Regions from separate parts of the Homo sapiens genome. Here all the other regions are linked to region 2. The links are chromatin contacts, found by Hi-C or POLR2A ChIA-PET in ENCODE. All regions are on one chromosome and are shown on one strand. The core of a region is the stretch at or near the end of the contact, and the rest is flanking DNA. Distances in the headings are between cores, read along the strand shown. Region 1 holds the start of PMAIP1 (phorbol-12-myristate-13-acetate-induced protein 1). Region 2 holds the start of MBD2 (methyl-CpG binding domain protein 2). Region 3 holds the start of SMAD7 (SMAD family member 7). Region 4 holds the start of SMAD2 (SMAD family member 2).

Region 1 (6,590 bases), core at 1,297-3,796, 5.7 Mb before region 2:
GCATTTCTCTTAACTTTGGCTTTATGTGCACCTGTTTTCCAAATGTGACACACACACACACTTACACACATTGTGACTCACCGAAAGCAATCGTTAAGGTAAGAATAAAGACATTTACTTTGAGTTTTTAAAAAACGCATCCTGGATGAGGCAAGTGTTACCTTACTTTCAAATATGTCAAATACCACAAAGAGTAGCATTATCATTCTTTGGGATGTGAGAACATTGTAAAACCACTTTGTTTATTTTAAAAGCAATGCTACAAAGAGTAGCATAAGTCACCAGCCTTAGATGATGTCATCTTTTTCTCTTCATTTAAGGTTGGCTGGGAAACAGAAGTCAAGTTCTGTGTGGCTTTCAAGTAGGATTTGATTTTCAAATGGCAATAATTTACAGCTTAGGTTATACTCTCATTATATAGGCAAATCTAGAGGTATTCTTTTTCTCGTTAAAAAACGCTGATATTTTTTCATAAAAGACTCATAAAATCTTATTCTAAAATTAAGTCCACATTCTCTAAAATAATTTAAACATTTCTATTTTAATGTAAACCCACTTCTTCCTATAACCCCATTATGTACCAATCCATTGCCTTTATGGAAATGAGAGGAGCAGAAAATAAGCAATGTTTAATTCACATGTTTACTACTTTTTGGAATTGAGTTATTCTAACTGAATATTAAGAAAAATGATGCTTATAATTTCCAAGTACACTTTTTTTCAGTAAGTGCAGTTAACACTATACTGACTATAATATCGTATCTATACTGACTATAATTTCAATTTTCTTGAATATTTCAAAGAGCAGCTTGAGGTCTTTCGGGTACACTTCATGATTACAAACATTAAAAAATCATGATTACAAATTAAAATCTGGTCTATTTTATAAATCGACCCTGAAAATACCGTATTTAGGCTCAAAATAAATCAAAGCTGTCAATATATAGTAAAGCAAAATCTTAAACCTATATTTCAACCAATTTCTCTCTACAAGAAGTGAGTGAAATCTTTCCTAACTCCTACACCAAGAGACCTAATAAATCCCTTAAGGTGTTATTCTTTATGGGCTACAAGATCAAATATGTTGGGAAGTATTTACATAGACATGTTGTCTACAGAGATTGAGATATATTAATATACAGTTCTAAAAGAAAAACCAAATACCATTCAGCGTCCGACACTGGAAGCCCTGAATTCTAAGTGGAAAAGTTATCCCTTTCACCAAAAATGTAGAAAACAAGGCAGAAAATACTTCCCGGTCATTTCCTTAATTTTTTAAAAATTGCATTACACACCTATAAATGTATTAGTATCAATCAAATCAAGTTTAAGAGGGACTTTGTGCTGCTTCCTGTTCTTGGGAATTAAGTCGGACCAGAAAGTGCTATGCATAAGTAAGATCCTTCAGAAAGAAACAAGGTCAGAATCCTAAGACATCACAAAAGGTAGACAAAGCTTTTTCCATCCCACACAAGCGCCAGAGACAGCAGCCTGTTACCAACTTAGGCATGGTCACATTTGCAATGCACCACTTCCTTCGCACGCCCCAGGAGCTCTATAAAATGAAAGTAACTTAAAAGGTGGGGGGGGCGTATAATCGTCTGATGCAACAGCAGTATGGCCCACACAGACTTCGGGCTCTGGGCAGTGACTGGGTTCTCTGTTTAGATTTAGAAAAAGCATGGGGCCGGGGCGCTGGCCTGAAAACTTACGATGGAGCTGTATGTATCGGGGTGGGGAGTGCGAATGAATGAATGAAAAAAAGGAGCGGACTAACTCCTATTCTCCTATCCCCACCTCCCACAATATCGATTATTTAAATGTTACAAGATTTTCTAGGCTCCTGAACACAGGGGCCCTTGTGGGGCCGTCTCTGGAAGCGCTGGGAGTCCAGGCGGTCCCCGGGGCTCTCTCCTGCCCCTTCTGCCGCGACAATGACTTTCTCCTAGAGACAGCCGCCTACACTTGCACTTGTTCCTCGTGGCCCCGGGGAAGGGCAAGTGGCGAGGAGGAAAGAGAGGAGGAAAGGAGCTTTTTGCCCCTGGTGAAACGCAGCTGCATCCCAATCGCAAATCCGGCTTGGTCCCTCGCCGTACCCGCCGTACCCGCCGGTCCTGGGGAAAAACCCCGAAGAACTTTCTGGAGGCGCCCCTAAGGCTCGCGCCAGGGCACAGACCTGGCCCGACCTTGACCCCCGTGCAGTCTGTGCTTGAGCCCCGGCGAGCTGAGCCCGCCCCAGCCGAGACCTCGACCCCGGCCCCGACCCCGCCCGGCCTGGGTCTTCGCTGGCCCCAGCGGGTCGGTACCTGCTGGAGCCCGCGCGGGGCTCGGTTGAGCGTTCTTGCGCGCCTTCTTCCCAGGCATCTCCGCCGGTGCCGCCGCCCACTCAGCTACAGAGCCCGGGAACCTCAGCCTCCAACTGGAGCACCTCGGACAGCTGCAGGACGCGAGCTGAACACGAACAGTCCTGCAGGCAGGGATGCTGGGATCGGGTGTCCGGACGCGCGGAGATGCCAACTACACACGGTGAGTGCCCGGGAAACTCTGAGATCCCCGCGCCAGAGACCACGCTTTTGTCCAGTGAGAACTTCCCTGGTGACGTAGGGAAACTAGACGCCCGGCCCGCCCCTGTCCCCGCCCCTGTCCCCGCCCCGCAGACGGCGTTATGGGAGCGGACGCGGGACGCGGGCGGGGAAGTACCCCGCTGAGCGCGACCTGCCCGGACACGCTCCCGACCCGCGGCGGCGCCGACCCGCGGCGGGGGGCGCAGAGCGCTCGGCCCCGAAATTACTTCCTTACAAAACGAGGTGGGAGGAGAAGGGGGTCGGCTTTGACCATCTGCAAACGCTGGACGTCGTCAGCGGCAGTGGTGGCGGGAGCTGGGAGTGGCGGGAGCTGGGAGTGGCGGGAGGGGAAGGGTTTAACCAGGAGGAACGTTGTGGGTGGGGAGAGACCAGAGGCCTTGGCAATTAGAGACTTGGGTAAACAAGCCCAGAAAAGAGATTGGAAAAGGAAACTTTTCGAACTTGAAGAGTATGGGCAGTAACAGGGAAGGGAAATGAGAAGAACCTTAATCACCGCAGAGGAGATGCCAGAGGCCCTGTGAGAAAGCTCCGGGTCCCAGGAAGTCACTGCAAACAGAAGCCCTGGTGCCAGCCAGAAAGAACATCGTGTTTGAGTTGGGAAGGGATTTGTGTGTGTCCTTCCAGATAGGTCGATATCGCCCATTGTGGATGTTTAGCAAAAACGAGTGGATCGTTATCATATGGAAAACGTTCAAATCTTTTGTGGGAGGGCTGAGCTACCTGGGAACGTGAAATTATTTGCATAATGTTTGGCGAGGCCATGAGTAATTCTACTATTATGAAGAGGAGTAATTAGGAGTGGTTAACGGTTACTGAGAGCCGCTTCATGCTAAGGACTTTGACATGCATTTTCTCATTCCGTCCTCAGAACAACCGTTGCTACTTTACGGGTGCAGAAACTGAGGTTTGTAGAAAATTGCCCAAGTTCACTTAGGCAGAGAGCACTGCCCTGATTCCGAACCAGGCAGGCCCACAGAGAGCAAGAGCTCTTACCCACTGTAGCCTTCCCAGCAATCAGTTTCTTAGAAAATGTGTGTTTTCGCCGAACGCGGTGGCTCACGCCTGTAATCCCAGCTCTTTGGGAGGCCGAGGCGGGTGGTTCGTTTGAGGCCAGGAGTTCGAGACCAGCCTTGCCAATATGGTGAAACCCCGTCTCTACTGAAATACAAAAGATTAGCCGGCCTTGGTGGTGCACGCCTGTCGTCCCAGTTGCTTGGGCGGCTGAGGCACGAGAATCGCTTGAACCTGGGAGGCGGAGGTTGCAGTGAGCCGAGATCGCGCCACTGCATTCCAGCCTGGGTGACGGAATAAGACTCTGTCTCAAAAAAGAAAAAGAAAAAAAAAGCGTGTTTTCATATTAGCTGTGCTGTTTAATGAAAAGATTGCAAATTCGTTGCATGGGCTCCCTAGAAGTGCTTAGTTTGGTTTACAGTATTGGCCTTCAAAATGTATTGTAAAAATTTGAATTGATTACCAACATTTTAAACATTGAGGGATTGCATGAAAAACCCAGATTCCAGCATCTCTTGGAAAACCAGAATCTCTGACAACGTGGGATCCATTTTCCAAAAGTGCAAACTAGGTTTGAAGTGTGGTCGAAGCCACACCCTTTAGAGGAACCTAGGGTGCTCCTGTTCACCACACTCCCCGCTGTTTGCTTTTCCCATTTACATTATCTGGCCTCAGTAGGCATTTGAGGTTGTTTATTTATCTTAAATCATTCAGTCAACACAAACCAGCAAGTATTTATTTATGGCTTGGTCCTGCTGAAGGTATGGACAACAATATAAGCATGGAACAAAACTGCTCTTGAGTTTAAACAACATAGTTTCGAGGCTGATGTTGGCTGTTTTTGAATGGGGTATATACAAACGAGTAAAAGTGGACAGAATTTAGGAATCATCACAAGACGCAGGAAGCACACTGGAGATGCTGCCTTGAAATCTATTATCCCCAAGTGGTAATTCAAAACCACTCCAGGCTCATTTTGACTTACCTAATACATAAGGAACACCGTTAACTTTTTGGTTGCATAAATTATTAAATTTCTGTCGTTCAAATACGCACCCTGAAATGCAGAGAATATACTCAACAACCACCAAAAAAAAAAAAAAAAAGTGAATCACAACATTGTTTACCTATAAAAGGTATGTTAATCCCATCCTCTAACATTTTCATTAGAAAAGAATTGGTCATGTGACTCACACTGGCTACAAACCTTAGGCAACTCTGTTTTTTAGGGAATTGCAAATTCAGCTTGCAAGGAGGAAAAGAGCGGAAAGAAGTCGGGCGAGGTGGGTTTTGGACATGGGTCAGATTCAGCTGGTTTATAGAGGACTTTTAAAGATTTAGGATTTGAGATGGTCCATAAACTCTTTGGCAGATCTAACATTCTCTAAAGAGAATTGGCCAGGCATAGTGGCTCACGCCTGTAATCTCAGCACTGTGGGAGGTGGAGGCTGGGGGATCGCTTGAGTCCAGGAGTTGATGACCAACCTGGGTAACATGGTGAAACCCTGTCTCTGCAGATAATACAAGTATAAGCTGTAGTGTCAGCTACTCAGGAGGCTGAGGTGGGAGGATTGCTTGAGCCAAGGAGGAGGAGGTTGCAGTGAGCTATGATCGAGCCACTCCACTCTAGCTTGAGCGACAAAGGGAGAACCCTGTCTCAAAAAAAAAAAAAAAAGCTAGAAGCAGAGTGAATAGCTTCTTTTAACTGTATATCCTCTGGAAAAGGGAGGTATCATTTAATGTTGGGCTTGCAACAAATATAAACATGGAGATATTTGACCAAACGAAATAATTAATAAAAATGTATCATGAAGCGTTAGAATTCCCTACTATTTTTTTTTAAGTAGGACTGGTGAAAATGACATTTTAAAAAACTATTAGATAATCCTTTCTCGTGAAACAAGTTCAAAAATGACAGTGCACATCTGATCATTTCGATGTCAGTGTTTAAAAAAAGAAAAATGTATACGTATCTATATATATATATGAACCACAATGACAAAACAAAATAAGCATGATTAGTAATAGAATAGTCATTCATATATTTCTTGCAGAAAATAGGATTTGACAGTTAAACAAGAGGACATGAGATATAAATGAGGCATATGTAGAGTCAGCCTGGGATAAAATATACAGGCTGTAGATCGATTGTGTTTGTTCTAATAAAAGTGTTTGTTGTTGTTGTTTTCCTGTATAGCATGTTTGTTAACAGGAAATTAGCCAGAGTATTTGATGGATTATATCTCTCACGCCTGTAATCCCAGCGCTTTGGGAAGCCGAGGCAGGCAGATCACTTGAGGTCAGGAGTCTGCCAGCCTGGCCAATGTGGCAAAACCCCATCTCTACTAAAAATACAAAAATTAGCCGGGCGTGGTGGTGCATGCCTGTAATCCTGTAATCCCAGCTACTCAGGAGGCTGGACTGAGACAGGAGAATCGCTTGAACCCAGGCGGAGGTTGCAGTGAGCCGAGATGGCGCCACTGCACTCCAGCCTGGGCAACAGAGTGAGACTCTGTCTCAAAAAAAAAAAAAAAATCTCTCTTTAAGACAGACACTGAGGCCAGGCACAGTGTGGCTCACGCTTGTAATCCCAGCACTTTGGGAGGCCGAGGTGGGTGGATCACCTGAGGTCAGGAGTTCGAGACCAGCCTGACCAACATGGTGAAAACCCATCTCTACTAAAAATACAAAATTAGCTGGGCGTGGTGGCACATGCCTGTTATCCCAGCTACTCAGGAGGCTGAGGCAGGAGAACTGTTTGAACACGGGAGGTGGAGGTTGCAGTGAGCCGAGATTACACCATTGCACTCCAGCCTAGGCAACAAGAGCAAAACTCATCTCAAAAAAAAAAAAAAAAAAAAAACAGGCCGGGCGCGGTGGCTCACGTCTGTAATCCCAGCACTTTCAGAGGCCAAGGCGGGCAGATCATGAGGTCAGGAGATCGAGACCATCCTGGCTAACACGGTGAAACCCCGTCTCTACTAAAAATACAAA
Region 2 (6,577 bases), core at 798-3,297:
TCTCAACTACCTGTCTCAATTACCGTTTCTACTGAGATTTTTGCTCATGTTTACCCTTTACTTTCAATTATGTGTGAAAATCAGAGTACTCTCTTATGTCATACAAACTTTAATATCATTTTTTTCCTTTATTCCTTCAGTGGAACCTTAAGTATTGGCATTCCTCAAGATTCAGTTCTTGATCCTCTTTCCTTTTATTATTAACCACGCAAGCCCTTCCTTGGAGAGCTTACTTACTTCCAGGGCCTCCTTCAACTGTCACTTTCACAAATGACTTTTTTTTTTTGAGACGGAGTCTCGCTCGGTTGCCAGGCTGGAGTGCAGTAGCGGGATCTCGACTCACTGCAATCTCCGCCTCCCGTGTTCAAGCGATTCTCTTGCCTCAGCCTCCCGAGTAGCTGGGATTACAGGCGCACGCCAGCACGCCCAGCTAATTTTTGTATTTTAATAGAGATGGGGTTTGACCATGTTGGCCAGAATGGTCTCTATCTCTAGACCTCGTGATCCGCCGGCCTCGGCCTCCCAAAGTGCTGGGATTACAGAAGTAAGCCACCGCGCCCGGCCACAAATGACTTCTTTTTTTTTTTTTGAGACAGAGTCTCGCTCTGTCTGCCAGGCTGGAGTGCAGTGGCGTGATCCAGTTCACTGCAAGCTCCGCCTCCCGGGTTCACGCCATTCTCCTGCCTCAGCCTCCGGAGCAGCTGGGACTACGGGCGCCCGCCACCACGCCCAGCCAATTTTCTGCATTTTTAGTAGAGACGGAGTTTCATCGTGTTAGCCAGGCTGGTCTTGAACTCCTGACCTCAGGTGATCTGCCCGCCTCTGCCTCCCAAAGTGTTGGGATTACAGGCGTGAGCCACCGCGCCCGGCCCACAGATGACTTCTAAATGAATGTCTCCAGTACTGATCTCCTCAGAACTCATTTCTTGATGATTTTTTACATTCACATTTCTAAATTTCTTGTAGGAAACCACAAATTAGTGTCTTTCAACTAAAGGACATTAAAAGAAGACTAAGGTCAGGTTTAGAGACAGACAAGTTTGTGTGTATGAGTTAATGTTTGCATATACTGCAAAGATAAACCAAATTAATTTTAGATTTTTGTTGCTTTATATTAATCAACTTTTTCTATACGTTAAACTTGGTCCTCAGTTTTTAGGGCATATGAGTATAGAAACCCAAGATAGCTTATCATCAGGCTGATAACATGTGCTTTACATTTTTCAATCTTCCAAATATTTCATAATATATTATCTTGAATATCAATAGCACACTTCTATAAGTGTTCGACAACTTATAGAAAATATGCATTTCTAAAATTCAAGTTGGCAGACCGAAAAGAATACCACACAGTTTCCTAAAGGCTTGTGACAGTAAGTTAGGCTGGACTTTCAACATAATGGAATATTTACCAAATAAAAGGCCACTGATTTTTGTATTAGACAAAGACATCTGGAAATTTCTAGATGGATTTAGGGATTCTGGTCATTCTAAGGAGAATCTAGAGGTAAGCCCCATCTGACTCATGGGCATATTCCAAGTTATCATTTCCTTTCCTACATCCTTACAAGGTTCCAGGAGAATCTGTCAATGGCTCTGAAGCCAGGCTCAGGAGGGAACTGGTATTCAGCGAATGGGACACTTTGCTTCATTCCTTCATTATAAGCTCCCCTGCAAGCTTTGTGCAGAGGGGCGGGAAAAGGGGCTATCACCCCCTTAAATGAATAGCCGAGTTGGTATGTAATATAAGATCTATTTTGCTTGTTATTCATTAATTGGGAAGCAAACATAGGTAAAATCACATAATGGTGGAGGTTACCCCGTTTGAAACAAACTAACCACAGTCACTATGACACCCCCAGCTGGTGGCTAGCCCGACCAACCTTCCCAGCTCCGCGCGCCCAGTGGGGGCCGGAAAAGCGCGGGAGGGGGCGTGGCCCCGAGAAGGCGGAGACAAGATGGCCGCCCATAGCGCTTGGAGGACCTAAGAGGCGGTGGCCGGGGCCACGCCCCGGGCAGGAGGGCCGCTCTGTGCGCGCCCGCTCTATGATGCTTGCGCGCGTCCCCCGCGCGCCGCGCTGCGGGCGGGGCGGGTCTCCGGGATTCCAAGGGCTCGGTTACGGAAGAAGCGCAGCGCCGGCTGGGGAGGGGGCTGGATGCGCGCGCACCCGGGGGGAGGCCGCTGCTGCCCGGAGCAGGAGGAGGGGGAGAGTGCGGCGGGCGGCAGCGGCGCTGGCGGCGACTCCGCCATAGAGCAGGGGGGCCAGGGCAGCGCGCTCGCCCCGTCCCCGGTGAGCGGCGTGCGCAGGGAAGGCGCTCGGGGCGGCGGCCGTGGCCGGGGGCGGTGGAAGCAGGCGGGCCGGGGCGGCGGCGTCTGTGGCCGTGGCCGGGGCCGGGGCCGTGGCCGGGGACGGGGACGGGGCCGGGGCCGGGGCCGCGGCCGTCCCCCGAGTGGCGGCAGCGGCCTTGGCGGCGACGGCGGCGGCTGCGGCGGCGGCGGCAGCGGTGGCGGCGGCGCCCCCCGGCGGGAGCCGGTCCCTTTCCCGTCGGGGAGCGCGGGGCCGGGGCCCAGGGGACCCCGGGCCACGGAGAGCGGGAAGAGGATGGATTGCCCGGCCCTCCCCCCCGGATGGAAGAAGGAGGAAGTGATCCGAAAATCTGGGCTAAGTGCTGGCAAGAGCGATGTCTACTACTTCAGGTACCTCCCTGGGGGCGGGGAGGGGGTGGCGGGGTCAGGCCGGGGTCAGGGGTCAAGAGCGGGCCTGGGCAGAGGATGAGCGCTGGGGCCCGGGGGGCATGTGGCAGGGACAGGCTGGTTTGGTGGTGGAAGGTGGCGGAACCCTTGGGTGAGAGTTGACCCCAGTGCGGTGGGAGGCAGTGTCAAAAGGTGAGGGCCCGCAGGAGGGCATCTTATGTGGAAGGCGTCGGGGAAGATGGTTTGCGAAGAAAGGGTTAGCCTGGCAGGGATGGTTAGTCCACTGAAGGGTTAAAAGGAGGTGTAATTCATCGAAACTATAAAACCCAGTCACTGTTGGCTCCTGTCCCAGCCTGTCCCAGATTCATCATCACAAGTGTTAAGCATGCACATGTGGAAGAATGAGCTATCTACAGTAACAAGGTTTCATTTACTTCATCCAAGAAAGTTTTGTATAAAGCAGCTATTTGGAATGCCTGAAGTTTTTTTGGAACTTCTTGGTATTGCAGAATATACTCTTTTGAAACTGACACACTGTACTAAGTTTTTAGACTCCTAGACCAAAATTTGCTCCCCAGGGAACATTTGTCAATGTCTGGAGACATTTTCGGTTCTCACACCTGGGGAGGGTGTGATACTGGCATCTAGTGGGTAGAGGCCAGAGATGCTGCTACATATTCGATAATACAAAGGAAAGCTGCCACAACAAAGAATGATCTGGCCCAAATTGTCACCTGTGCTGAGGTTGAGACATCCTGTTTTAAATGATTCAAGGTTTTTCACCTTAGTGTAATCTTGCAATCCCGTGGTCATGCTGCTGATGTCTTCAGTTTGTGTGACCCAGTAAGCTCAAGAAAGTGCCTATGGCAATTGACATCCGTGGACTTAATACACATTTACTAAATTTTGTAATAAGCCATGCTATTGATAGAAGATAATATAAACTTGTATTCAGTAGTTTGGAGGTACGTGTTTGTGGACTGACTGAAGCATTTTTCAGGGAATGTATATGGGTATTGGAGACAATTGTCATTTAGCTATTGTAATAATGTTATAAAGGATTTCCTGTCCTCTTCAAGTAGCTCTGGGAAAATGTGTCTGTACACATACCATGCTTATGAACTAAAAATACTTTTAACTAGATTGAAAAGGTTAAAGAAATGTACATACACATATATACATACATATGCACACACAAGAATGTGATCACTGCTGGTGCAGCATGTAAATACGAACACATTCCTGATGGTTGCTATATATGGATGAGTAGTTGTAGTAAGTTCACTTCACCTCAACTAAAAAATAAAAGTGATGTTTCATAGAACTTAGTCTTCCACTTGATCTGGACCCTCATCTTGAAACCTCATATGATAAAATGGAGAACTTCTTTTAAACATAAGAAGGTAGTAATCACCTGTGGTCCCAGTTACGGGGCTGGGGCGAGAGAATCTCTTGAGTCCAGGAGTTCGAGGCTGCAATGACCTATGATTGTGCCTGGGCAATAGAGTGAAACCCCATCTCTTTAAAGAAAAAAAAGAAAAAGTGTGATAGTCTTGGTTTGTATTTCCTCATCATTAAATATTTGATTTAATGGTAAGAAAGTTATTGTGAGCACTTTCACAGGTCCTCCCTCAGGCTGTGGGGCCAGGATTTGGTAGCTGGTGCTGAGAGAAAACCTTTGTTGGCATCCTTGCCCTGGGACTGTGCCAGTGGCAGCTGTCATTCAATGGGACAATTTCTTCTGATTAAAAAAAAAGGTTATTGTGGTTAAAAAAAGATTAGTTTTCTCAAGTTCATTAGTTTCATTTAGTGCCGTTCACAATTGTTCGTTTTCTAGTATTCTTTCATTAACAGAGCATTCTGTTTTCTTTCTAAGCAGGCTGTCTGCATAACCTTCTGTGAACTATGTGCTGATGTCTTGTAGGCAATTATATTTGACAAGATTATTCTGTATCTGTGATTGAACTCCTTGAGGAATAGATGACTAGGCTATTCTCAGTAGAACATCTTAAACTTTGAATTTTACTCTGTGGCAGTTCTCCTGGGATATGGTTTGTTTGGTTTTGGGATGATGTTTTTGTTCAGACTGACTTTGGGTATTGCAGAGCTTTTTGTTTGTTGGTTTTCCTTGTAGTTGGAAAAGTTATTTCAAGAAGTCAGATTGTTGTAGTGCTCATTTGGATTTGTGGCCACTTAACATTTTCTTGGATGTTGTGTAAATTTTCTGATGTTAAATTTATTTTATTTTTTTTGAGATGGAGTCTAGCTCTGTCGCCCAGGCTGGAGTGCAGTGGTGCGATCTCGGCTCAGTGCATCCTCCGCCTCTCGGGTTCAAGTGATTCTTCAGCCTCCCAAGTAGCTGGGACTACAGGTGCCTGCCACCATGCCCGGCTAATTTTTGTATTTTTAGTAGAGATGGGGTTTCACCATATTGGCCAGGCTGGTGTCGAACTCCTGACCTTGTGATCCACCTGCCTCGGCCAGTGCTGGGATTACAGGTGTGAGCCACCAGGCCTGGCCATTAAATTTTTAAATACAAACTTAATAATTTTTTTTTTTTTTTGAGACGGAGTCTTGCTCTGTTGCCCAGGCTGGAGTGCAGTGGTGTGATCTTGGCTCACTACAAGCCCTGCCTCCTGGGTTCACGCCATTCTCCTGCCTCAGCCTCCCGAGTAGCTGGGACTACAGGTGCCCACCACCACGCCCAGCTAATTTTTTGTATCTTTTAGTAGAGACAGGGTTTTACCGTGTTAGCCAGGATGGTCTCGATCTCCTGACCTCGTGATCCACCCGCCTTGGCCTCCCAAAGTGCTGGGATTACAGGTGTGAGCCATCGCGCCCGGCCCCGATATGATCAATTTAAAACAAACTTTCTAAACAAATTCATCTTAAGGCAAGTCGTAAGCCACTATAGTGGTAATTGCTCTCTAAAATGAAAGTCTTTTTCTGGGACATTGCAGCATGATTTGCCTTTTACTTGTTTATGTAAAATGGGAAGGACACATTGAACAGATTTGTGCCAAACCTGTTTCATTCAGGGCCAAAAGGAGCATTGTCTGCTGTTTATTAACTGTCTACAGAGGTTCCGTTACTTTGCAGGATTGTTAACAACCAGTCTTGTTTTTCTTCTGAAACGTTACATTCTGAGTCAGTAAGGTGTATGTAGCGTAATATGATAATTGTGATACAGTAGTTAATTTGACTTGTGACTGTAGCTTTCTGTGATGAATGATGGCAGTCACTTATTGTAAAGGAAGACAAATTATTTTTCAGCTTACAGTGTCACTGCTTTACATATTAGTGTCCCCATATTTAAAAATTCCATTAGTTCACCAAACACCCACTATCTGCTAAAAGTGGGTTAAGAGTTAATTCTCCTGTTGGTAATGTGAACACCTGCACCCAATTGTTCACACAGATTCTAATAATACTAACCCTTGAATTAGCCTGCCCCTGGGGAGATTAATTTAAACAAATCTGTGCCTGTTAATGTAGGGTGTGGCAGGCACTTATTAATTGGACTGAAATTAAGCTCATCGAGAAAGCCTCAAATTTTGGTAGTATGTTTTTTGGGTGCTGTTTTGAAACTGCCAAGTTCTAATAGGAAGGCGTGCCCCTAGTTGCCAGTTAACGCAATATAATTATGCCTTCTGTCAGGATTACTGATAGTGTTGTGGTGGTTCATATATTATCATCTAGTGTGTTTGTTTAAAAGGGTGTGGTTTGATTGGATCCATTGGTATATTTTCTGAAAAAGTTTGTTGCCATCATTTGAACAATAACTTTCTAACTTGTCTACTTGACTCCTGTCATTTCTAGTTGCTTGCATAACACTTGCTGATTGATATTTTTGAGATATTTTCTTCCTCACATAGTCTTTTA
Region 3 (7,478 bases), core at 1,356-3,855, 5.3 Mb after region 2:
CGCGTCACTACCAAAAAATACAAAAATTAGCCAGATGTGGTGGCGCGCGCCTGTAGTCCCAGCTACTCCGGAGGCTGAGGTGGGAGAATCGTTTGATCTGGGGAGGCAGAGGCTGCAGTGAGCCGAAATCGAGCCACTGGACTCTAGCCCGGGTGAAGAGTGAGACTCTAAAAAAAAAAAAAAAAAGAAAGAAAGAAAGAAAAAAAGATTCTTTAAAGCCCCCAACGAGTTTCACTGCTGGCCTGATCTCACAATTCTCAATGGCTTTTTAAAAAAATCGTATTTCACTGAATATGAAGTGAGGTTAGATCACCATGCCAACTAGTGGCCTCATCAATACTGATGTGTGTGTATTTAAATCATTACGTTTCTCGGAGCCATCAGCTTTCACGCTGTAAATGCGTTTATGCCCTAGCAATGCCATGCCCGTTTCTATGCAGTAACCCGCCAGCTTGGGTATATGTTTCTTCGGGACCTGGGGTCAAGGAATAAACTCTCTGACTCTAAGCACCTTGAAAGCTACGAGGCCCAGAAACAGGGCCTGCATGCAAATGAATGCCCTAGGCAGGTCTGCTCGCTGGGTAACCTTCCCGCGCCGGGAGGCAGGGTGGCGGGTGGCGGAGGTCTTCCGGGCCCGGGAGGAAACCTGCCCGCGGCGCGCAGGCGAGCCCCCACCCCCGCTCCCCTTCTCCCGCCGGGATGCTGCCCCTCACAGCTCGTCAGCCGGCCAAATGCATTCCAGAGCTGTGCACAAGACACACTTCTCCAGGCAGTCCTAGAAACCGGAGCCCGGAGCTGAGAGGGCGGGAGGGAGCGCGCGGCCGCCGCTGAGGTCATATTCACGCCGCCTCCCCGCCCTCGGCGGCTGTTCCCCTCAGCGCACACTTCCCAGGGCCTCGGTCCAGTCCGGTATAAATGTCTTTTAAACCGAGACAGCGCTCTCCTCCCCTTGCCCTCGGGCGCGGCCAAGGGATCCACCGCCAGGGCCTTTAAAACAAAACCAATGAATGAAGCGCTAGGGCGAGCGCGCGCGAGATGGCCACCGCGAAACCCAGCCGGGTCGAAATCGGGCCACCGACCCGCTCGCTCAGCTCCAAAACTCGCGGCGAAGCCCGCTCGGTGCTCCCTGCTTTTCCAATTTCTCCATGGCTCCGGCCGGGGCTCAATCCATTCTGGGAGCTTCTCTGCCCCCCACCTATCTCTCTCCCCTCCATCGGTACCCCCTCTACAGACCCGGGAGGGGGTGGCGGTGGCGGGGGGTTGGGGGGAGAAATAGCTTTTAGAAACCCGATCTGTTGTTTGCGAAACACAATCGCTTTTTTTTTTTTTTTAAAGCGACAGGGTGTCTAGACGGCCACGTGACGAGGCCGGAGCCGGGCGCGCCACTGCGCAGTGGAACCAGCCGAGCAGAGGGCCGGAGGGGGGGTGCGGGGGGGCGGGGAGGAGGCGGCGCGGCTGCGGCGGCTGGGGGCGGGGGAGGGAAGGGGGAGGAAGGGGGAGGGAAGGGGGCGGGGGCGGGAGGCCTTGCGGGAGGCGGTGAGCCCCGGGCACACTCGCTTGCTGCTCGGCGCACGGAAGATCCTGTCCCCGAGCCGCGCCAGCCGAGCCAGCCGGGCGCCGTGCTCGGTCCGCTCGCCGCGCGGGAGAGAGCTGCCCGAGACAGAGCCAGTCCGTCGGCGCCGAGCCGCCGAGCGCCCGGCCCCTGAGCCCCTGAGTGCGGCGCGGCGAGCCCCTGGCGGCGGCAGAAGGACCGGAGCGCCAGGAGAGGGCGGACCGGGGACAAGGAGGCTCCCGGGCGCGACGAGGAGAGTCTCGGAGGAGGAGGCGCCGAGAGGACACCGGGGCCTCCTGCCGCCGCAGCTGGGTCGAGGCGAGCAGCCCATGCGGGGAGCCTCGGCGGCCAGCCGCGGCCAGGGGAAGGGACATCGGCGGCCCCTGCACTAGCAAGCAGCTTGTGCCCGGGGGGGGCGAGAACGCGCGACCCGTCTGGGGCCCTCCGCCGCCGCCGCGCCACCCTCCCCCGCGCTGTCAGCCCCGCCGGGCTCAGCCGCCGCCGCAGCATCTTCTGCCCCTGCGCCCGCGCCAGCCTCGAGGAAGTCCCCGCCGAGGACCTGGGCCCCCAGGAGCGCAGGGGGAAAGACCAGAGACTCCCCTAAACCACCCAGATGCGCAGGATTGAAGCGGTCTAGCCAAAGCTTTCTGTGGATTAAAAAAATACACGATTTTTTTTTTTTTTTTTGGCAGAAGAAAAGGAGAGGAAGACCAGCGGGGCTTTGCAAGGAAACGGGGGGATGTAACTCGTGGATACATTTTTCCACCCATCAAACATCTTGTTATACTTTGTAAACATTTTCTTTTTTTAAACCCCAGTTCCAGCCGGACGCCCCCAGACCTCTGAGGTTCGAGGAGGTGGTGGTTTTCATTTGGGGCTTTGCATATTTGGTTGTTAGGTTTTGCGAGAGCCTTCTTATTTTGCCAGACGTCTCATGCGGGGTGAAGTCCACTCGGCCCCCTCCCCTGAGTCTTCGTGTGCGCGGAATTCGAGGAGATCCGGTTACTAAGGATATAGAGGAAAAAAATAAATCGCTTGCTTTTTTTTTTTTAATTGCCTGCTTCTCCCCACCCCCAAATTAAGTTGCTTAGCAAGGGGGAAAGAGGCTTTTTCCTTCTTCCAACAGCCCAGCCGAACGCCTTTCGTTTTTTGCCCCCGCGGACCTTCCATGTAGGAAGCCGAGGCTGGCGAGCCCGACATTCGGGAGCCACTGCGGGGGGGCCTCTTTTTGGGGAGGCGCCGACGGGGGCAGGCTCGGCCGTCCCCAGGGAAGCGGCGGCCGGGTTCCTCCGGGGCGCGCCGGGGCCGGAGAGCCGCGCAGGGCGCGGGCCGCGCGGGGTGGGGCAGCCGGAGCGCAGGCCCCCGATCCCCGGCGGGCGCCCCCGGGCCCCCGCGCGCGCCCCGGCCTCCGGGAGACTGGCGCATGCCACGGAGCGCCCCTCGGGCCGCCGCCGCTCCTGCCCGGGCCCCTGCTGCTGCTGCTGTCGCCTGCGCCTGCTGCCCCAACTCGGCGCCCGACTTCTTCATGGTGTGCGGAGGTCATGTTCGCTCCTTAGCAGGCAAACGACTTTTCTCCTCGCCTCCTCGCCCCGCATGTTCAGGACCAAACGATCTGCGCTCGTCCGGCGTCTCTGGAGGAGCCGTGCGCCCGGCGGCGAGGACGAGGAGGAGGGCGCAGGGGGAGGTGGAGGAGGAGGCGAGCTGCGGGGAGAAGGGGCGACGGACAGCCGAGCGCATGGGGCCGGTGGCGGCGGCCCGGGCAGGGCTGGATGCTGCCTGGGCAAGGCGGTGCGAGGTGCCAAAGGTCACCACCATCCCCACCCGCCAGCCGCGGGCGCCGGCGCGGCCGGGGGCGCCGAGGCGGATCTGAAGGCGCTCACGCACTCGGTGCTCAAGAAACTGAAGGAGCGGCAGCTGGAGCTGCTGCTCCAGGCCGTGGAGTCCCGCGGCGGGACGCGCACCGCGTGCCTCCTGCTGCCCGGCCGCCTGGACTGCAGGCTGGGCCCGGGGGCGCCCGCCGGCGCGCAGCCTGCGCAGCCGCCCTCGTCCTACTCGCTCCCCCTCCTGCTGTGCAAAGTGTTCAGGTGGCCGGATCTCAGGCATTCCTCGGAAGTCAAGAGGCTGTGTTGCTGTGAATCTTACGGGAAGATCAACCCCGAGCTGGTGTGCTGCAACCCCCATCACCTTAGCCGACTCTGCGAACTAGGTGAGAAGTTGTCCCCCTACCCCCAACATTTTCCGGAGCGCCAGTGCTGGAAGAAAAGCCCCTAGGGCAGTGCGTTTGTGCAGCCATCCCTCCAGGGGGAGTGTGCATACCCTCCTGGGAGAGTGTGCATACCCTCCTGGGAGAGTGTGCATACCCTCCTGGGAAGAGACTGGGGGCTGAAAGTAGAGAAGGGACAAGGGGAAACTCAAAGGGCATTCCCTGGGGGTTCCCTTCCAGGTTTTCTCCTGTGTTGCCCCGAAGGGGTCTACGGGCACTGCTCCTGCAGTCTGCGGTTAAAAATTAGACGCCTTCATTTCCGGATCAACAAGGGGGTGCAGAGGGAGGTGGGGGGGTCACGCCTCCCCGCACCCGGAAAGACGTTGAGGTGTGTGGCCGAGTTGGATTTGGTCCAGGCCCGCCAAGGAAGGCTGGGAGAGGCGTGCTATAAAGGCTGGAAGGTCTCCGTATTTACTCCTTTAGTAAATACGGAGAATCACGTCGAACACCAGTGGCCCAGATACTGTCGTGGCCGCGCACCTTTGGAGTTTTGGGGCAAAGAGAGTTGGATGGAAGGCCGAACTGGGTATCTGTCTCCTTTCAACTCTGCCAGCCCCAGGGTGCAGAGGAACAAACAGGCAGGAGAAGTTGGGTGTCCCCTACTTTTTCCTTCCTTCCGCACAGATAAGTCTGTAGATTAGTGGGGCCCCGGCGCCTCAGTGACGTTGTCGCCTCTTACTGCGCTGGGGCCTGGGCTTCTCGGCTGAGACCCTGAAACTCCTTTCCTTTTATCCTCTCAGCTTTCTCCATTCCTTCCTTTACTCTACGTCTCTGTACACAGAGTGTGATGTGAGGGTTCACCCCGGGCGCCCGCAGATCCCCCACGTTCCCCAGCACGCTTGGGATGCATCTCCCGAGTGCGCTAGGAATGGGCAGCCCCGTGTCCCCCGCGCGAGTGCCGAGCGGACCGGCGGGGGCAGAGGTGAATTGCACGCCTGGGGGGCGGGCCGGGGCGGGGAGCCGAGGTTGCTGGGAGCTGGGTCTGGAGTCCGAGGACGGGGAGGGGGCATGGTCGCCCCCCGCCCTGTGAACTGTGAAGTGCGCGGCTCCGGCCGAGCCGGTGGTTTCCAGCCGGGCCAGCCGAGCGCGGCGGCTGCGGCCGCAGACGTGGAGGAGCGGAGCGCCGAGGCTGGCGCCAGGCGGCCTCTTTTGTTTATCTGACAGCTAAATATCAAGGCAATCACCGCCTCGCGGCCCTGCCTCCAACCCCCACAGCTAAGACAAACAGTTGGGCTAAAAGAATGCCTCTGTTATCATAAGTTTCTATCTCTCTTCTCATGGCTGGGCCTTTATTTTCTCTTGCTTTTTTAATTTCAGAGTCTCCCCCCCCTCCTTACTCCAGATACCCGATGGATTTTCTCAAACCAACTGGTGAGTAGATGATTTTTAAAATATCCTGCTTATCTTAAGTTAGAAATAGAGCCTCTAGAACGTGGCTTTTTGTGTGTAGGCAAAGGCTTGGGGAGGTGCTGGGCTTCACGTTGGTTCTAGGTTTCCTCTGTTGGAAGTTTGGTGAATTTTTCTGTTGTGGCTGGGTTTTTTGCTGTTTTTGCAAAGACGTTCCCTTGATATGCTTTACATTTTGTTCCTTTTTCATGTATTTGTGCTGTGTAGCCGGTGGGCTCAGCTTTAACACGTGGAAGCTTTAGTCCAGAGAGAAGTGTCTTGGGAACCAAATAGGACTGGTTGATGGGGATAACTCGGAGACTTAGTGAGTGCCAGGAGCATCAGTGGGAATAATGGAAAGGGTGATTCGATAGATGGGAAGACGGTTTAAAAAGGTGCAAAGAAGACTTTGGTCTGGAGTAGACACTAGAACTTTTCAGAAGTATAGGCAACAGCCAGTAAAAGGGGGGGGGGGGTAGGTTCCTCCTGCTCCAGTCACCTGCAAGTCAGTCCTCTCCCGGGGTTTTCTCAGTATTCGCCATAGGGACTATCAAAGTTTGAAGCATAGCTCTGCCTGTCTGCTGCTTTGTCACTGGCTGGCATGAAGCCATGGCAGAAGCCCATTTGAGACTGGCACCAGCCCTGTTGTGGTTGTCTGCATTCAACTTCTGGCCGGCAGCAGCACAGGGGTCCATCCTCTGGACATCACAGTGCTGGGGACAGGGTCAGCAAAATGAACTTGGGGGTGACAACAAGGACAAACCCAAATTCCTGGAGCTCCCTCTTACAGTAGGAGATAGATCTGTTTGCTAAAAGTACAGGTTGTATGTAACCTTGGTTTTTGTGCCTGTATACTGGTGCCTGAAAAAAACATTAATACTTGGGACATTTTTATTTTGCCAAGGTTCTGGGAGAAGGAAAAGTGAAGGGTTGGGCACCATTTAGCTCCTGGAATTCTGCAAGTCCTTCCGCCTCCTGCGTTTTGGCTGTTGGGCCTTTCCCCCCACTAATTAAAAGTTTTGCTGGGGCGTTGTCATAAATTAAATACTTTAATGAACGTGTAACCGAAGCCCATACTCTGCAGCCAGTCCTCCTGGGACTCTACCAGCTCCCTCAAGTTGGGAAGGCGTTCCTGCTTGCCTGGTGCCGGTCTAATAAGTGGCCCGCAAAGCATGTGATATTTTGCTTTCGATTTACAAAACACCAGATAAATGGTTATTAATAAGGAGATACCCAGCTCTCTGTATTTGTAACAAACGTTAACTGGAATTACCAAGCTCTGTTTTCCTAAAGACTGTAACTTGACTGGGTTTTGGCTTAAAGAATCAAGAATTCTTTTATGAAGTTCATTTTCCAAGGGGCCACCTCTGACCTGTTTTTTTTGTCCTTCCATATTCTTCAAATTTGGAGGTTTTCCTTAAAAGAGAGAGAACAGTGACCTTAGCCCCAGGGATAAAGACCAGCAGGGGTAAATGTTCCCAGAAACCTCCAAAAACCATAGAAAAGAAAGGCCATGTTCCCTTGGGTTTCCTGCAGAGACACTGGGATAAATCTGTTCTCAGGATTTAAGCAGTCATTCTGCCAGGCCAGGGCCTCATTTTCGGTGAGTGGAGTGATATATTTATTCATTAGCAAGTGTTGACATTAGGTAGCAAAATGTGTGTAAACAGAGAAGCCACAAAGACAGGAATGTGCCATTTCCAAGGGGGAGAAAAGTTCTCCAGATCAGCCAATAGGAAGTGATTAACCTGCCAATCGGAAACTAAGACAGCTGGTTACTCACCCAAAACGTTTTGTTGAAAATAGAACAAAAAAAGAAATGAGAAAAGGCGCTGCTGTGTAAGAATTTAGCATCAGTAATAGACAAAGCCCCCACGAAGGGAATTGTCCTGCCACATTGGAGGACAGCCAGGTCTGGAGCTGGAGCACACCCCCCCCGCCCCCCTCACAGGTCTGGGGCTGGTTTTGCCAGCTGCTGTGGCCGGGGGCATTGAGGTCAGACCACAGATGGGCGCTGACCCAGGTCTTCATCCCCATTTTGCGTATGGGAGAATGTTTGGCCCGGGAATCTACATGGACCATTTACATTCTTCAGTTTCTATGTCCCTTAGGTTGAATTTTTGGTCTTGGGTTACTAGATGAAACAGGCACAAAGTTTTACAGTGGACAACTGTTAAAATCTTAACCAGTTGCACAACTAAAGGAATACATCCTGTGAAGTCTCCATCTTAGGAAAAGGTGGTGGGAATGGGGCTGGGGCCTGGTACCCTGCAGCCT
Region 4 (7,022 bases), core at 1,558-4,057, 6.3 Mb after region 2:
CTTGAGGTACCCTAGTGGATTTCCAAGCTGTTTGTTGCCATAGCAATCCCTGCTCTATGTGCCTTCAGTTTCTGTCTTGACCCACTTTGGTTTAGATGCATTTCTAGCAGAGGGGACAGTAGGCATGCTCCCATTTCTAAGCCCCTTGGGGACTGCATTGGTAGCCAGATTGTCCCTTCTCCCTCTTCCTCAATTGTAGATCCTGGAAGGCTTCCTAAATGGAAGAGTTATGGACCCAAAGTCTGAGACTTTGGAGAAATGGTCTAACTTAGACCTCAGGCGTACTACCCACTTAATTAATGTAACCTCAAAGTACCTAACTTCCATACTAGGAGCACATTCTGGAATCCCAGCCAGGCCTGCTTTGGTTCCTATTTCTACTACTCAGGTGGACACCCAAATCCACACCCTGTTCACACAGGAGAAAATACTTGTGTGACCAGGGTAGCTTTTAATATGCTACTTCATATTACAACTGTTGACTTGTATTAGCAGGAAGACAGACCAAAAACAAGAAACAGCCTTCCTACTTGTAAGTTGAACAGCCTTTGCCCTGGACCGTCCTCCCTAGTGGCTCTGGAAAGAGGAAACAAGGCAGAGGAGGTGGGACAGCTCCACCAAATGGCTTCCTGGGTGTCCTTCACAAACTTTTTTATTTTTATTAAGGGGTTAGTAGAGCTGCCTCTAAACTAACAATGGAAGAAACCACCCTGGAAGGGAATTTTTGGAGGAAGAATTTCTGCTGAGTAGGTTCGTCTCAGCATAAATGTTCGCACGCAACAGAAGAGAAGTTAATGATCACTGACTTTCCTTGAACTTCAAAGCCCTATGTTATTTACTTTCATATTTATTATTTAATCATCACACAACTATATTTAAGTAGGTATCGTTGCAGGTGAGTTCCATTTGCCAAAGATTACAGATCTGGAACAGAGTCGTACTCAAAGCTACAACGTGCCTGACTCCTGGGTTTATGCTCTTCATCGCAACCTTCCCGTGAGAAAAGTTCCTCTATGTGTGAGGACAGAGACGGTGGAAAGGACAGAGATTTTGAAAGGACATCTGGAAAACTTGTATGACTCAGGGGATGGCCACATCTCTCTTAAGGTCCATCTGAAGGCACCCTCCTCTGGGACACGTTCATTTCTCAGAAGAAAGCGTATACTTCAAAAACTCTTACTGTTTGGAGTGCTCATTTGGTACTTCCTGATTACCGATTTGTATTGCTAGTGCTTCTTTCCCGCTTATTTGAAGTCCCCAATTAAATCTATAAACTAAGCCACACATGAGAATGAATTACTGGACAGGCAGCCAAAAAAAAACTGTGTTCTAGTCTTGTCTCTGGCACCTGTGTGAAACCTAAGTTTCTTTTCAACTTTAGTTCTACGGTACTCCCTGCCTGTGTCACAGTGGGTGCATAGTAAACACCTGATGTGATTAGTTGGGCTCAATATTTTGTCAGCAGAGGCTTGGGTGTTCCTAAGGGTAACCGCAACAAGGTTTTCCCTGGGTGCAGTTATGTTCTGGGCAGCCGTAAGTTTAGGGCCTTGCTGCCTCCTGTAGGGCAGATGTGCAAGTTGGGGCCTAATCGTCGCAACAGTGGAGAAAAGGGGAAGGGAAGATATCCCAGCCATTAAGGGACATCGTGACAGATGTTTCTTTTAGACTTCACAAAGACCCTTCGGGACATGGATTATTGATATCATTTTTACTGAAGACGGAACCAAAATTTAGGTTAAACACTTATACCTGGCATCCCCTACCCGGGCCCTAAGTGCTCTCCAAAGACCCCACCTCTGGGCTTATTTACATCGCGAACCCGCCCTCGTTCAGCAACACGAGGGCCCCGCCCGCTCATTTGCATAGGGCGCGCCCAGTCACGGGCCGGGTCCTCGGGCTTCTCCCGAACCCCTTTTCTCTCTCAGGCGCGTCCTCCGCGCTGCGCGGGGCCTCCCCGTGGGATGAGCACGTGTCCGCTGCCGGCCTCACGACGGACGGTGGACGAGGCGGCAGGCCCCTACAGGCCCCACCCACGACGCTGGCGAGGGATCGGGCGGTCACCGGGAATCGTCTTAATGCGCGGCAAGGCGCGGGCCTCTCCCTCTCCGCCCGTGAGCCCCGGTGGGAGCGCGCCGGCGCCCAACTCAAGCGAAACCGCGGGCGTCCCGCCCCGCCCGGCCGCGCCCCGCCTCGCCTCACGCTAGACTGGGGAGGCGGGACCAATCAGCGAGCGACGTCTCCCTTCCGATTCGAGGCCCCCGATGCGCGGCTCACACCCCGAGCTTCCCTCGTGCTGATTGGCTGCGGGCGCCGCCGGTCCGGCCGGGAGGCGGGGCGGGCCGTAGGCAAAGGGAGGTGGGGAGGCGGTGGCCGGCGACTCCCCGCGCCCCGCTCGCCCCCCGGCCCTTCCCGCGGTGCTCGGCCTCGTTCCTTTCCTCCTCCGCTCCCTCCGTCTTCCATACCCGCCCCGCGCGGCTTTCGGCCGGCGTGCCTCGCGCCCTAACGGGCGGCTGGAGGCGCCAATCAGCGGGCGGCAGGGTGCCAGCCCCGGGGCTGCGCCGGCGAATCGGCGGGGCCCGCGGCCCAGGGTGGCAGGCGGGTCTACCCGCGCGGCCGCGGCGGCGGAGAAGCAGCTCGCCAGCCAGCAGCCCGCCAGCCGCCGGGAGGTGGGTGCGTGGCGCCGCGGCGGCCGGCGGCCGAGGGCGGAGGGCGGAAGCGGAGGTGGGCTGGCGGGGGAGGGCGCGGCCGTGCGGGCGGCCGGTAGGGCTGCGGGCGCGCGCCTGAGGGGAGGAGGGGCAGCGCGGGCGCGCGCGTCCTCACCCCCTCCTTCCCCGCGGGCGGCGGCCAGGCTCCCTCCCCTCCCCTTCCCTCTCCTCCCCTCCCCTCCCCTCTCTTCCCCTACCCTCCCGCGCGCCCGGGCCGCCGGCCGGGCCCGGGCCTGGGGGCGGGGCGGGAAGACGGCGGCCGGGAGTGTTTTCAGTTCCGCCTCCAATCGCCCATTCCCCTCTTCCCCTCCCAGCCCCCTCCATCCCATCGGAAGAGGAAGGAACAAAAGGTCCCGGACCCCCCGGATCTGACGGGGCGGGACCTGGCGCCACCTTGCAGGTAAAGCCTGGGCGCCCGCGGGCCTCCAGCTAGGGAAGTGTTTGCGTGCGTCCGCGGCCGGGGCGATGGGCCGTGTCACATGGCCGCTGCGGGTGGGGGCTGGGGTGTGGTGAGTTCGGGGGCTGTGGGTGCGCCGGCCCGGGCGTGCGGGTTCGGGGCCGGAGAGCCGGGAAGGGACGGGGCTCGGTTGCACTGCGCTGCCGCCCAGGCTGACGGGGGCGGGGGCTGCCTGCGTCCCTTCCCCTCGCTGCTCTCACACTCCATAGTTTGTGGTTCTGATTTTTAAAGCCGAAGGGCCAGAGCTCTTGTTTCAGGAGTTGTGGGGAAGCCTTGTTAGGGACGCGTAATACTTTGCCTCCACTTTTTTTTTTTGGTCTCGTAACCTTTGTTAACAGTGGTAGTCTCGGGTTTTCCATGGCTTGTGTGTACTCACAAACACGCACACAGCTGATAACTCTGTGATCATCCTTCACTCACTTGTGAAAGTTGTTCTGCGGGTGGAGCCTATTAGTTTTTATCACACGCCTTTGGAAAGCCCTCGAAGTGATTTCTCGTATTTCAAACTTGGTTTTTAAAATTGCAACTTACTTTGTTCTCTTGGAGGGGGATATTGTCTTTGGGTCAGGTACTTTTGTCTTTTACTTATCCTTAAAATGTCCTTTTGATCCTAAACAGAAAAAGAATGCCTGGGTTGGTTTTGTTATTCCTTTCTCTTGACCCTTTAAAAGCAAAATACCACCAGTGTGTTGTCAACCATACCTTTAAAAAAGAAATTTCCAGGTAAAACGAATTTGCAAGCAGCATTTTCCATCAAAGTCATGTCTTGTTTGTTGCAATTTGGACTATCTTAAATTTGGGTTTGTGAAACTTTTAAAACGACATGTGTAAAATAATTGTTAATAAATAAATAACTTGGAATAATTACATCTTTTTAGAAATGGTCTTTGAAATGTGATTTAATTTCCAAAATTCTTTTTCTCTCTTCTGACTTCATATGAATTGAACCTGATAGTTTCGTATGAATGAATCGCTGATAGGATGTTTTCCTTGAGCCTAGTAATAAATTTGCTCTTATTATGCTGAAAATTTGCTATTCTACTTTAACACCCTTTAAAAAGTTTCCATCTTACAGAGAAGTTAGTCAAATAGTTAAATGGAGTTTCAACAGTTTTAATACATGAATTAGTGAAGCAGATGAAGCAGAGATGGGAGAAGTAATTTAAAATGGGCTTCATAAATGTACCATAGTTTGAGGGTATTTAAAAAATTTGCCTTCGGAAAACCCATACAAGATATTTAAAGAATTTCCTCTGCCAGAAGGTCATTTAGCAAACGTTTATATTAAATTCAAAAGTAATACTTTTATTTTTAAAGTTCCTTAGCCGTTGCCGTAAACTTAGCTGTCGTAGTAAATATAAATAGTTCACATCTTTCGGCATTTCTAAAGAGTGTGCCCACTTTTACTATAAATATTAAACTCTGCTGGATTTAATTGAGTTCAAGGCTGTTCACTGGCCAGGTTTAATTAATGTAATGTGATTGGAAACGTTCATTTTGGGGTTTTAGTAAGAAATTGCTCTTAGAGCTTGGTTTTTATACTTAGCCACACCTTCTAAAGTGCGGCCACAAGCATTGTAGGTGTTCAACAAAAGTTTGGGTTTTCAAGGTTGTAACCTACGTTTACTTAGTCATAAGTGGTCATGTCTCTACACAGTCTGTAAGTTTCATGAAATAATAGTCTTTTAAGAAACTGTGCAGGGTAATTTCCTGTTGTTTGTGTCTTATCAGGCTTGGTATGTGTTTTAACTCTTGTGTAGGAATATTGGGGATGGTTTTGGTATTTCAACAGAACTTTAGTAGGAACAAAGGTTGTTTCTATTCTACTTCAAGATGGCCAGAGGTTGTTGTCCCCTTTTCATTTTCACATTGTAAATATTAGAATCATGTTGCTATAATCTTTACTTCACATTTGGGGGAATATATGTCAATGGAAAAACTCGGTTTAGCTGTGTAAACCGCTGGCCAAAGACCTATTGAATTTTTACATTTTGCAAATACTGTCAGTTTTAAAAGTCTTTCCTTGTTCTTGTTTGGTTTTGATTCTGTTGGTTTTGTGCTTTAGGGCTCCAAAAACCTCGTTTTGTAGCAGCTTTTTTATACAGGTGTTTTTGTAATGCATATAAAAGCTGTATTTAGTGCAGTCTGGCAGATGGAGATTTATTCATATTCTTAGGACAAAGAGTCATTTTTAGAGGGTAGAGGGGGGCATGTCTTTTAGATTCTTAGTCTTTTGATGGGTGTAGAAGAGCCATTTTTAGGCCCTTAGTTTCTGTGAGAGGTAAGATGTTTTCCCCTAAGTATTCCAAAGGTATGTCAGAAAATGTGAAACGTAAGGAATTCACAACCAGTTAAGAGAGGTTATGAGAGATTATGCATTTATATATTTTATTTTATTTTATTTTGAGACGGAGTTCACTCTTGTTGCCCAGGCTGGAGTGCAATGGCACGATCTCGGCTCACCGCAACCTCCGCCTCCTGGGTTCAAGCGCTTCTCCTGCCTCAGCCTCCTGAGTAGCTGGGATTACAGGCATGCGCCACCATGCCTGGCTGATTTTGTATTTTTAGTAGAGACGGGGTTTCACCATGTTGGTCAGGCTGGTCTCGAACTCCCGACCTCAGGTGATCCGCCCACCTCGGCCTCCCAAAGTGCTGGGATTACAGGCGTGAGTCACCGCGCCTGGCCGATGCATTTATTTTCAACAAATACATTTATTCATTTATTCAACAAACAGCTTTTTCTGTGTGTCAGGCTCTGGACTAGGCAATAAAGTCTCTTAACAGCAAACAAGTACACCCCTGTTCCTTAATGGAGTTAGAAAAGTGGAAACTCATGTCCCTTGCCCTATTCTCCAGTGTTTAGAGTAAGACAGTTGTTAGTGTACAAATCAAGGGCACATGCATTACTGAGCCATTCCTAAAGTGAGCTTGCCTTGCTTCCTGTAACATGTAGCAGATAGCACTAGGGAAGATGTGAAGTGTTACTCAGTGTCACTGGGAACAATCTGTGTATTTTGGGGGGACCTTGGCACCAGTTTTGCACAGTCTATACAAACTGAAGATACGGCCAGTCTTTCAGAAACATGTTTATTGCTGAACAGATGTACACTTGTAGAGCTAAGCTTCATCTGACCTTAATTTGATCACTTATTGCCCTTTAATTACAGAAGCTGGTTAAGGAAAGAAAGCAGAGTTGAATAACTCAGTGAAAGGATCGGGAATAGTGTAAAAAGTTAGTTAAACCGAGACCCAGGATTGGACAGCAGTCTCATGTAGTGGAAAGGCCTTGGGTTTTGGAATCAGAGAGCCCTAGCCTAATATTTTGTTTCTCAGTTACAATACTGGGCAATTTACTACCAACCCCAGGCCCTTGGTTTTCTGACACAAAATGGAAGTACTAACCCCTTCCTCTTATTCAGTGATCACAATTCAAGTACCTAGAACATTGCCTGAGATATAAGGGTCCTCCCAAATGATTTCTTCCTCTCTTGTAGTTGTGGGTTTGTTACTTGGGCTCTTTCTAATCCAAATGATTTGCCTACACTGTTATTATGGACCTATTGTAAAATGTATTTGAGAAGCAGACAATGAACAACAAAGGCCTGGGATAGCCAAATTGTCCCAGTCCATAGCTTAAAGCTTAGGAGAGCCTTGGAGACCCTTAATAAGAATGTGTTGGCATTTATTTAAAGTGTTTCTAACAAGCAAAGTTATCTGGCTTCTAAACCTGCACTAGATTAGAAACAAGTAGATTATGGGTACTGTGGGAGGCTTAGAGGGGGTGTGGTGGGGGCTGGGGAGTAGGATGTTAGCCTAGTGTCTCTTGTCAGAAAAAACAGATAACAGCTCGGTGAGGATAA

What was found. Hi-C counts contacts between places; a loop is a spot of excess contacts on that map. ChIA-PET counts read pairs that join two places held with the same protein, here RNA polymerase II (POLR2A). Pooled maps may share reads with other maps.
Region 1: a pooled map shows a loop between it and region 2 (10-fold over the local background). The contact joins the promoter of PMAIP1 here to the promoter of MBD2 in region 2. A Hi-C loop is called at or near these places in 8 of 50 pooled maps.
Region 3: a loop to region 2 is called in a pooled map, with 4 times the contacts of the local background. The contact joins the promoter of SMAD7 here to the promoter of MBD2 in region 2. A Hi-C loop is called at or near these places in 2 of 50 pooled maps. POLR2A ChIA-PET finds 5 or more read pairs at or near these places in 2 of 52 experiments (CD8-positive, alpha-beta memory T cell and MCF 10A).
Region 4: a map of CD8-positive, alpha-beta T cell shows a loop between it and region 2 (12-fold over the local background). The contact joins the promoter of SMAD2 here to the promoter of MBD2 in region 2. A Hi-C loop is called at or near these places in 2 of 168 maps with a recorded cell type or tissue (CD8-positive, alpha-beta T cell and naive thymus-derived CD4-positive, alpha-beta T cell) and 5 of 50 pooled maps.

Annotation. Positions count from the first base shown.
Region 1 is chr18:59,895,952-59,902,541 of GRCh38, reverse strand. PMAIP1 (phorbol-12-myristate-13-acetate-induced protein 1) reads right to left here and starts at 2,546. Exons shown (of 2, transcript NM_021127.3): 1 at 2,307-2,546. The coding sequence starts at 2,364. RefSeq lists silencers at 2,180-2,389, 2,540-2,949 and an enhancer at 2,706-3,457.
Region 2 is chr18:54,220,139-54,226,715 of GRCh38, reverse strand. It overlaps MBD2 (methyl-CpG binding domain protein 2), which reads left to right and starts at 2,047. Exons shown (of 7, transcript NM_003927.5): 1 at 2,047-2,698. The coding sequence starts at 2,157. SNORA37 (small nucleolar RNA, H/ACA box 37) reads left to right here and starts at 4,304; the gene lies at 4,304-4,432. RefSeq lists enhancers at 123-663, 664-1,206 and a silencer at 1,957-2,346.
Region 3 is chr18:48,946,092-48,953,569 of GRCh38, reverse strand. SMAD7 (SMAD family member 7) reads left to right here and starts at 2,605. Exons shown (of 4, transcript NM_005904.4): 1 at 2,605-3,758; 2 at 5,133-5,186. The coding sequence starts at 3,146. RefSeq lists silencers at 522-861, 1,432-2,131, 3,348-3,667, 4,708-4,907 and an enhancer at 4,774-5,275.
Region 4 is chr18:47,926,444-47,933,465 of GRCh38, reverse strand. SMAD2 (SMAD family member 2) reads left to right here and starts at 2,807. Exons shown (of 11, transcript NM_005901.6): 1 at 2,807-3,105. It overlaps LOC124904297 (a long non-coding RNA gene), which reads left to right. Exons shown (of 2, transcript XR_007066360.1): 2 at 1-1,278. RefSeq lists silencers at 1,889-2,818, 2,849-3,378.